Linked DNA regions of Homo sapiens: all the other regions are linked to region 1. Evidence: chromatin contacts called from ENCODE Hi-C or POLR2A ChIA-PET data. All regions are on one chromosome and are shown on one strand. Each heading gives the region's core, a stretch centred on a gene start or an enhancer-like site at or near the end of the contact. The rest is flanking DNA. Distances are from core to core; before and after follow the strand shown. Region 1 has its middle 48 kb from the start of MIR3937. Region 2 holds the start of LINC01281 (long intergenic non-protein coding RNA 1281). Region 3 holds the start of LINC03053 (long intergenic non-protein coding RNA 3053).

Evidence for each region. Hi-C counts contacts between places; a loop is a spot of excess contacts on that map. ChIA-PET counts read pairs that join two places held with the same protein, here RNA polymerase II (POLR2A). Pooled maps may share reads with other maps.
Region 2: a loop to region 1 is called in a pooled map, with 11 times the contacts of the local background. The contact joins the promoter of LINC01281 here to the enhancer-like site in region 1. A Hi-C loop is called at or near these places in 8 of 50 pooled maps. POLR2A ChIA-PET finds 5 or more read pairs at or near these places in 3 of 52 experiments (activated CD4-positive, alpha-beta T cell, activated T-cell and activated naive CD4-positive, alpha-beta T cell).
Region 3: a pooled map shows a loop between it and region 1 (2.4-fold over the local background). The contact joins the promoter of LINC03053 here to the enhancer-like site in region 1. A Hi-C loop is called at or near these places in 6 of 50 pooled maps. POLR2A ChIA-PET finds 5 or more read pairs at or near these places in 2 of 52 experiments (HEK293 and activated naive CD4-positive, alpha-beta T cell).

Annotation. Positions count from the first base shown.
Region 1 is chrX:39,611,454-39,614,935 of GRCh38, reverse strand. No RefSeq gene overlaps it. Among named protein-coding and RNA genes, the nearest start is that of MIR3937, 48 kb to the left of the region's middle. RefSeq lists an enhancer at 166-365. Within about 2 kb of position 1,360, at least 5 of the 41 ENCODE cell types and tissues checked have a DNase peak (open chromatin) inside an H3K27ac peak, as active enhancers do.
Region 2 is chrX:39,325,315-39,328,767 of GRCh38, reverse strand. It overlaps LINC01281 (long intergenic non-protein coding RNA 1281), which reads left to right and starts at 1,406. Exons shown (of 4, transcript NR_038968.1): 1 at 1,406-1,545.
Region 3 is chrX:40,007,890-40,011,012 of GRCh38, reverse strand. It overlaps LINC03053 (long intergenic non-protein coding RNA 3053), which reads right to left and starts at 1,763. Exons shown (of 2, transcript XR_007068218.1): 1 at 1,212-1,763; 2 at 1-995. RefSeq lists an enhancer at 1,996-2,623.

The sequences.
Region 1 (3,482 bases), core at 111-2,610:
GCTCTTTAACACTCTCAGGACTTCTTCTCTCCTCCCCTAGTGCAGAAAATGGAGAGCGAGCTGGTTCTTGGGCACAGACAGGAGCTGATCTGGGCCCAAGAGGATTGCAGTCACCCTGGCTCCACGGGTGCACTCTCTGCCAGGCATGTCCTCTTGGGTATGGATGTAGGATGCCAGGGCACACTTTTTATGACCACGTGCTTTCTCTTTCTTCCTGCATTAGAATTTTTTTCACCACGTCAGCCTGCTTATTAAGAAACTCCCAGGTGCTTTTTACCTCGGCTCCACGCCTGCCCTCAAGCTCTGGCCTCTGCTGTTTTGTGGTCTACCCTGTGTGCGTGCCAAAATGTGTTGGTTGAGTCTCAGAAAACACGCGGGAGGAGGAGCCAAAGGTCACAGCATGCAACCTACCCAACTTTCCTGGGAGTGTGGGTGGCACCCACTTAACCCCATCTCTTCTCTTTCCACCCCTCCCCCTGGGCAAACTGAGCTGTCCCCTGCCTGTGTTTACTCCCAATTTCAACGACCTCTCCGCTAACTCACTCCATATGTTAATTTCTCTGTCTTCCACTCCAGCGGTAAACCTCAGGGTTAACCCTCCGCTCCCCCTTCCAAATCCGGGACTGGACTTTCCCTCCTCTTTCCTCCCTTTCCTTGTCTGAGATCAGAGTTCTTAACCTTTTCTCTGCCGTGGACCCCTGCGTCGCGCTTCTCAAACTTTAACGTAAATAGGGAATTACCCCAGGATTCATTAAAATGCAGATGCTGATTCAGTAGGTCTAGGCGGGCCCGAGATTTGCATTTCTAACAAGCTCCCAGGTGATGCTGCTGGTCCGTAGACCACATTTTTAGTAGCAAGGTCTCAGAGGCTTTCAAACCTGTGTGTGTGTGTTTGGCGGGGGGGAGCGGGGGGGCGGGAGGCTGCCCGCACCGCCTCCCCCGTCTCCCCAAGCACCAGGAAAAATCTGTGGGCACATTTGATGCATAAACAGACTCCGGCGGCTGCAGAGCATCACAGGTGCGCGTCCTGCCGGCCCTAGCCCCGCCGCAATTCATCAGCTCCCAAAGAATGCTTCTTTATAATCAGGAAATAGGAACCGACTCTCCCCGAGCGGGGAGCGCAGCCTGCACTCCTCCCACCTTTCCGGGCCGCTGCGCAAGGGGCGGACTTCAGGCGGGGCGGCTTCATAAACCAGAAAAAAAGAGACGAAACAATTAAACCTAGCGAGCCGGGATTGCTCCAAGGAACAGGATTTCAAAGGCAGAGGAGTCTGGCTCGTTTCCAGGCAGTGGGATCAGCCAAAGGGCGCGGGCTGCCCTCCCTCAGCGTGACAGGTGCGCCCCGGGCAGGCACTGGCCTCCCGGCTTGCCCTCTGCCCATCGCCCCCCGCGTTAGTGAAGAATGACTCAGGTTGGTAGGATAATCGACCCCTGCTAGCCCCGTGCAGTAGGAAAACACAGAGAAAAGCCACATTCCTTGTAGTCCAGCCGTGGAGCTGTGCTTGCTTTAGAATCACACCTTCCAGAGATGTTCTAGAATCTGGCTTTTCCAACTGCGTATATCTTTTTCTTCCTCTCTTTCTCTCTTTCTTCCTCCCCTCCCCTCCCATCCAACCTCCCTCCCTCCCTCCCTCCCTTCCTTCCTTCCTTCCTTCCTTCCTTCCTCAGTGAGGTCCTTACCTTTTACCTAAATAGTTATTTTGCTCATTGAATCTAGAGCTGGACACTGGATATTTACAAACTCAAACAAATAAATGCTATTACCTCCCAATTTCCGGTTTAATACAGACAATAACCACAGCATGAAATTTGTAAAGTATTTTAAAAGGAAAAAAAATTGTCTTACTCCGACTGTGGTCCCTGGACCAACTGCATCATCACCTGGGATATTCTCTGGCCCCAGCTTAGACCTCCTGACTGAGACACTCTGGGGAGTGGGACGTGGGACCCCACCACTCTGGTTTTTTTTTTTTTTTTTTAGACAGAGTCTTGCTCTGTCGCCCAGGCTGGAGTGCAGTGGCACGATCTCAGCTCACTGCAACCTCTGCCTCCCAGGTTCAAGCGATTCTCCTGCCTCAGCCTCCCAAGTAGCTGGGATTACAGGCATGCACCACCATGCCCAGCTAATTTTTGTATTTTTAGTAGAGGCAGGGTTTTGCCATGTTGGCTAGGGTGGTCTCCAACTCCTGACCTCAGGTGACCCACCTGCCTCAGCCTCCCCAAGTGCTGGGATTACAGGCGTGAGCCACCGCACCTGGCCGCCATTCTGTTTTAACAAGCCCTCTGGGCTGAAGTTTGAGAAGCAGCTCTCTAGAGAAATGCAGAGCCCATACTCAAGGTTTGTGTCGTGTACAAGAAAGAGAGTTGGAGAGCAAAGGGGAATTCACGTGCTCTGGCTCCTGGGATGGGGGAAGGGTGGACACTGGTCTAGGAGAGGCAATAAAGTTCTGACAGCACATGCCTCAGACGAGCCCAGGCCACTGCAAGTGAATAGAGGCTGCGCTGGAGAGGCTCTAGTGCTCCACTGTGTAACCCACCCGCCCACACTAACTGCCAGGAAACAGGATTGTCTACTTTGTGCTAATAAGCTGCCTCGGTTCTTCTAACATACCGAACGTGATAAGAGCATGGAGGGATGAAATATCTGGAGTAGTTAAGTAATCAAGGCAGGAATAATTAGGTAGACTAAACCCCAACAGAAATAATCCATCTTTTGGAAAGAAATGACATTTTGAAAAATTTAGAAATCTTCATCAAGCTATTATGCTGCTGAAATATATAAGCACTTTGCATTATGTTTTCTTTCCTGCAACACGCAACACATACGAGAGTAATTAAGGGATTTCACTCTGTCCTGAGCACTTCATCTCAATGATGGTGGCGCTGGACACTGGGGACTAATATAAATAACTCATCAATTATCTTTCCTAAATAAATTGTCTATTGGTTTAAAGAGCATATTATTTTGTATCCAGGTATTTTAGAGAGTTTTGCTAAATGTTGCAAGCTTTTAGGATGTTTTATTGTTGCATAAACAGGGGAAGCAAAACGGGTCCCATTTCAAAAGTTTTCATGGACCCAGAGGGTTCCTTCTCTTTCCTCTCTTGCTACTTCATCAGTTGATATTTGTGATTAACCTGCTCCATGAAATATGGGAGCTCTTACTCTGGAATGCAGGAGAAGATTTTAGCAGATTATATCCCCCTGTGAAAAATGGCCTTTGTCATCAGTGACTTGGAGAGGACGCTGTGGTGTGCTCAGATATATGGATTAGCAAGGAGCACCATGGTGTGAGATAAGACGGCGCTGGGCTGGGCTTGGGGAGTCCAGGGGTGTGCCCTTGAAAAAAGCGTGTAAGGACCGTGAGCGTCGGTTTTCTCATCTGTACAGCGAGTGGGGGATGAAGGGGTCTGCTCAAAGTCATCACAGTGCCTTTCACCCTTGATTCTACAAGGACAAATTTCAGGCATCCAAAATCTCTC
Region 2 (3,453 bases), core at 157-2,656, 290 kb after region 1:
CTTTATGCTTGTTGTTTCACGGTCACAAGATGGCTCTCTGCCCTCTTTATAATGTTTTGTACAAGGTAGGAAAAAGAAGGTCAAAGATCAAAAAATATCAATTGGCTGAGTCTCCCTTTTTAAGGAGCTGTCATGGGCTGGGCTGCCCAGAATTCAGACTCTTAGATGGACATTAGCATGTGGGAGATTTATCACGGAGACCTTTTCGGATCAACAAGAGAGATCTGGGTCGTGCACAAAAGATTCTACCATGCAAGCTTTCTTGAAAGCCCATATACTAACTTCTACTTATATTTCAGTGGCCAGAGCTGTAGCATGTAGCTACCTTTAGCTGAAGGTAGCTGCAAAATATAGACTTCTAGTTGGGCCACCATGAACAAAATGAAGGTTCCATTAATAAGAAAGAAGGGGAAAATATTTAGGGTATTTAAGCAGGTGACCAGTGGCCTCTGCCATGGTGCCCCTTCTCTACTCTCTTATCTCTCTTCTCTCTCTTCTCCTACTGTTTTAGCATTAAAAATGAACAAACAAGCAAACAAACCAAACACATAAACAAAGCAAACAAACATGAATAAATCTCCTTCTTCCTTCATTAGCTAATAAACAAAAACTTATTAAAAGTCTCACAAAAACTGTGTAAAAACTTATGTGTATAGACCTTGCAAGGAAGATGGTTGCCACTATGCTAAAGATATTTTGATCTTCACTGGGGCCGACTGAGCCAAGATGAAGAGATGTAGATTCATCCCCAGGAAATACAATATAATGTGGAAACAAACTAATATATGACAACCTGATATAAGACAATACCCTAAGTGGGAGGGGAGGAATGTTCTAAAGGCAAAGGAAACTGAAAAGAGGAGCACCCTGGTCTATGTCAAAGAGACAGGGAAGGCTCCAGAAATGCAGAGATACTGAAGACATCATCATAAGGAAAGAGGAGCATATATTTTGCAGGGGCCAGAGGGGCAGGGAGCTGGATGACAGGCAATATACAACCCAAGCTGGAGGAACTGAGCACTGGGAAGCCAGAATCTAAGCATGGTGGAGACAGAGTGTGGGACAAGCTCAGGCACCTGCAGCAAAAATAGTGCTGGCCAAGGAGCCATAGTCCTTTCCCTGGCTTTTCACTCCTCCCGCCTAGGTCCAGAGATGCTCCTCTGGGCAGATCTCCAAGCTAGGGAAAGTGTGGCCTCTTGACAATATTGCTGGAGAAGGAGGGAGGAATGAGGTTTGTAGCCCGTGGCAGGTGGGTAATGCCTATGAGTGAATTAAATTCACACAAGCAGCCCTTTCACAATCGTCTAGACAGGAAATAGAGAAGGGAGCTCAGTGGAAAACATCAGTTGTGCCCACGCACCCAACTGTTCCAGTAACATAAAAGCAACAGCAGTTGGAGATACTTAAGGCAGCCATGGTATTGACAGAAAAAGACTCTGGATTTGGATTGCAGCTGTAGCATTTATTAAATGCACGTCACAACCTCTCTGAGCTTCGTTTTCCCCACGTTTCAAATGGGATGCAGTGGACCCTGTTGCCTACCCGGTAACTTTTTACCTTCTTTATCCTTTTTTACAAAACCTCAATGTCATTCAGGAATCCTCCTTGTTCAGTGAGGCCACATGCTTCAAAGGAAGCAGGCTGTAGTCTTGGCCTCACGAGCCAGAGAACTGGAGTCTATGCCCTAATTCTCAAATTTACAAGAAATGATTCGCCTAAGTTAAGTATGATGGTCCCACTCCCTTTGGTAGTGATTGGTTACTCATGGGTGTGTAATTTAATTCTGGCCAGTGCTCTGGGAGGGGAAGGCTTTGGAAGCCTTCTGGGAAAGATTTGGATGATAAAGAGAGATGTATTGAGATAAAAACTCTACTTTTTCTATTACACCTTATAATATCTGCAAATGAATTCCAGAACTCCAGCAGCCGTCTTGCGACCATGAGGCGATTTTGCCAAGGACAAAATAATATACCAAGAATGCAGAGGGAAAGATAGAAAGAGCATAAGACCTAGATGACTGAGGTGAATCACTGAATTAACCAATCCTAGAGCATCCACATTTTAGACCTCCTTATTACATGAGGGAGTAAATCCTTTGTTTGAATCAGTTGCACTGAGATTTTTTGTTATTTGCAGTTAAAGGTTATCCAACTGATACAAAAGTTATCTGCTGCAGTAAGGACTAAACACAGTGGCATGTGAAAGTGTCAGTCCAAAGCCAGTACACTAGGTCCATAATATATATTTATTCATTTATTTGAATTCTATTTCATTATAATATCTCTCAAAATCCCAACTACTTATGTAATTTTTTTATTTGAAAATTTTTCTATCTTTGGCTGTCTGGGAGTCACTAGCAATCTGGGCCATTGTCTGGCCTATTAACTATTTGACCTGCTTCCCAACCACTTCTAACTATTGGCCCAGGAGTGGTCCCCAGAGTATGTCTCCTAGCAAGAACCCACAGCATGGGGCTCAGGGCATAAAGACAGGGCCTTTGATTTTTAGCCTAAGGATAATTTCTCCTAGAAAGAATCAGGACATCTTAAAAAGCAGTGTACATTTTTAGAAAATATGATTTAGAAAAATCAGAATTAACTTTGTTTTGAAATTAGTCTCACAACCAAGTTAGGTAACTCCAAATGGAGCTCTGAATTTACAATTTCAGGATTCTTGTATTGCATGTCCAATTTGGGAATTAGTGCATAGACTCCAGATGAAACAATTTGACAGCACAAAACCAATGTACAGTATAAATATTCTTATTTCCTAACTACTTGTCAGCTATTTCCAGTGAGTAAATATTTACACGTTTTCCTCTCCCCCTGTGGAAAGCAGTACTCACATATATGAACATAAATATTTTGGTGTATGTAAATATTTACTCACATGAGCAATATATTTCTTTTTCTAGTCTCTGTTGTAAGTTTTTTAATAACAGAACAATTCCTGCTTACAAATAAGTTCTGATCTTGCAACTCTCCTAAAATATTCTGCAAATGAGAGGCATTTTATGGTAGTGGTTAATTGCTGATTAGTTAGAGCAGCTGGGGATAAATTTGAACTCAGCACCCTACTAGCTGTGTGACCTTGGGTAAGTTCCTTAGTCTTTCTGTGCCCTGAGTTTCCTCATCTGTAAGATGAGAGTAATAATAGTATCTAACTTATAGGATTTTTCAGAATATTAAATAATTTAGTGCATATAAGGTGCTTCACAACACTTGGCATATTGTAAACCTTTAATAATTAAATATTAAAATGAATATTTTATCATTGTCAGTTACAGAAAATGTCATTTTTTTCTATTTAGTATTATATTATGAATATAAATATATTTATAAATAATATCTTAATTTTATGTCTCTTTTTTATCATTCAAAGAATTTTCAAATGCTAACAATAGATTCCATGTGAGTAAATTACCCTAGACTGGCTTTTGATTATTTCTCACAA
Region 3 (3,123 bases), core at 514-3,013, 400 kb before region 1:
AGTGTTTCCCTCCCTGAATCGCACACCCTTTTGTCCCTGCCTCCTGGCTTGAGTGTGACTGCTCCCTTGCACGATGCCCACCCCATTCCCATATTCAAGTTGCAGTGTAGAAGCTCTGCAGGCCAGAACTGAACTGCGGCCCTGCGAGAGAAGGAGGCAGCTTGACCTTTGCAGGAAGGGAAGAGAAGGCAGATTCACAGCTCGCAGCGCTGCAGGGAGACACAGAGATGCAGGCGTTGTCACAGCACCAGCAGCTCTAAGGGGAGCCTGTAAGAGGAAACCAGCTCCAGGAGGCGAGGGAGCTTCTGTGCGGAGTGTGTGCCCCAGCGAGATGCACAGGCCGCGCAGTGAGAGAGGAACTGCCTGGGGGAGCTGTGGCTGCTGCCAGCTCAGCGCAGTGTGGGGGTGGGATGGGGGCTCAGAGAGGCTGGGGGGCTAAGATTAGGGCTGCCGTGGAGGATGGGGCCTCTGGAGAAGACAATAACTAAAGGAAGCTGCTCTGAAGAGGCCAGACCACCTGCGTATGGCTCATCAGATGGGGGGCAAGGTCCCAGCAGCTTAGGAAAGTATGCCCTAGGAAAGATAGATTTGCCAAAGGACACAGAGACTGGAGCTTGGTTGGGTTTTTACACATTAATTTTTGGGGGTGGCATCTTTGAGACAGGACCTTCCTAGGGAAAAATAGAGAGCCCTATACTTCTAAATCCCAGGGGATCCCAGGCGCAATGAGCTACTCAGCGGGCAGCCCAGGCCCACCTAGGGTTTGTGTCCGGGCAAGGGGCTCCAGAGCGTGCAGCCCACATAGGTCCCTAACCAGGCTTTGGGGGAGGGGGTGGGTAGTGAAGGGGTGTGCCCGCTGTATATAGAGGCAGCTGCCATTTGAGGGTGGAGGTGGGGAAGGTGATGCCTCAGCTTCGGCGCTGGAAACCATTGTTTGAGTCTGCACCCAGCGCTTCTCCAGCAGGGCTAATTCTCCACGTGTCCAATTTTCGTGTCTGAAAAAAAACAGCAGCACAGAAACAAAACCATATGACAGGACTGGGCTGCAAACCTTGAAGAATCGAGAGGGTGGCGGAGGTTGCGGCTGGGAAGGGGGAGGGTAAATGTGTGTGTGTGTGTGTGTGTGTGTGTGTGTGTGCCTGTGTGTGTGTGTTGGGGGCGGTGGGGTGGCGCACAACTCAAAGTTTCGGCTATTTCCTACCCGATCTCACCTCCCGGCGTGCTCATCTGATGCAGTTCCAACTCCCTCAAACGATTCCGCAGCCCCAGCGCTTGCGGGAGTGTGGAATTACAGTCTGGAAGAAGCGAGGCGCTGCCGCGAGAGGCGACGCACCGAACCCGGGAGTGCGGAAGCGCAGGCCGGCAGCAGCGCGACCCCTGGGCAGCCTCTGGGCCGCGGTCAGCCCCTGCGGCTCCGTCCTCCTGCCGGTCCCGAGCGGAGAGATGGGTCAACGCAAACCCTCAGCAGGATGGGGGGAGGGGAAAGAAGGGAGACAAGGCTTTTCCCAGAAAGCGGAGGGGAACTCGCTTCCCATCTCCGAGGCGCGATGATGCCCCCATCCCCCGCGCCCCGACCTCCCTGAGATTCGTTTCCTTAAAAAATAGCCAAAGGCCAAACATTTAGCTACGGGTTGAGTCTTCTTCCCACCCCCACCCGGTGCCCTCTCTGAGTTCTCTAAACCCACGAGGCGCTTTAGGCCTGGCGTCCCCCGCCCTCCCCCGCTTCCGCCTGTGCACGAGCCAGTGGCGGTCACTTCTGCGACTCTTTGGAGGCCGACGGCCAGGAGCTTTGTTCTCCTGGGGCTTCCTGCCCCTCCCCCCTCCAAGTCATCCCGGTTTCCACACTTTATCTGCGCCCCCCCTTTGACGTCCGCGCACACAAACAACCCGGGCCTATAATCTCATTAGCATAGGTCTCGGTCTGGGTGACCGCGAGGCTCCCTGCGCGCCCGCGCGCAGCGCTCTGTTTCGCTGCAAGCCGGAGTTTCCACCATGCATGCACCCGGGGCGGGGGGCGGGGACGTTCCGGGTGACAGTGTTGGCTTTGGGGCAGGCCGGGAAGAGGAGGCCGCCCGGGGCAGCGGGAGCCGCGGGAGGAAGGCCCCTCCCAGCGCCCAGTTGCCTTGGTCCCCGGAGCAGATGGCAACTTTGTCTCCTGGTGTGCGCGCAGCGACTTTCAACACATTGAAAAAGCAGTGCTCAGGCTGTCGGGGAAGCCTCGCTGACATTCAGAACCGATTAAAGACCCGAGACGGTGCCAGGCGCAGTGGAGAGTTATGAATTAATCATGGGGGTTACCGATATCTGAGGCTCCCCAGGGCAGTCCTTCTATTATAAGCAGCCCCCACTGCCCACTCCTGACCCGCTCCCCCCTCCCCCGCCGCCGCAAAGGGGTAGTCGCGGCGTCTTTTGCACTGCCCCAATTAACAGCCACGCGGTAATGTGAAAAGTGTTTGCCCTGCCACCCTCAGTGCGGTCTCAGGCCGGGGCGCTGGGCCTGCCAGACGCTCGCGGAGCAGCTCAGTCTTTGGGATAGGCCCGGAATGAGCTCTGTGCTCTGACCCGGGTATGGGGTGGAGTGATGCTCGTTCTCTGCCTCTGTGGCCCAGGTTCAGCTCCCTTCACCACCGTAGAAGGAGGCCCTAGATAGTGGGCGACGTCGGGGACCACCTACAACCTGGGTGCTTGTTTTGGGTCCCCAGAGCAGCTACAGGCTCGTGGTTTCGCGTTGTGGCTCTGGCGATGTTCCAGATATGGAAAAACGAGGTTCGTGTGTGCCGTGGAACTCCGCAAAGTCCCTGGGCCTCCTAGGAGGAACCCCCATGTCTGGAGTCACCCTAAATGACCCGCACCCCTGGGAATCGAGGCACACATCTCGACCACCGAACTTGCCGTTCTGCGTATTGTTAAATCACGCACACCGTTCTAATCTCCCCTATTTATTTCCCAGGCCTGCCTGGCCACAGATTTCTGCAAGACGGAGCAGGCTTCGGGTTCCTCCTGCTTCCAGAGGGGCCATAAAAAACAGATGGTCTCATTAGGAACAATTTATGCATATATATTTCGAAGAGTTCAGCAGAGCCGGCGTAGGTTTGCAGCCCCTGCGTCAGGCAAGAGCAAAAT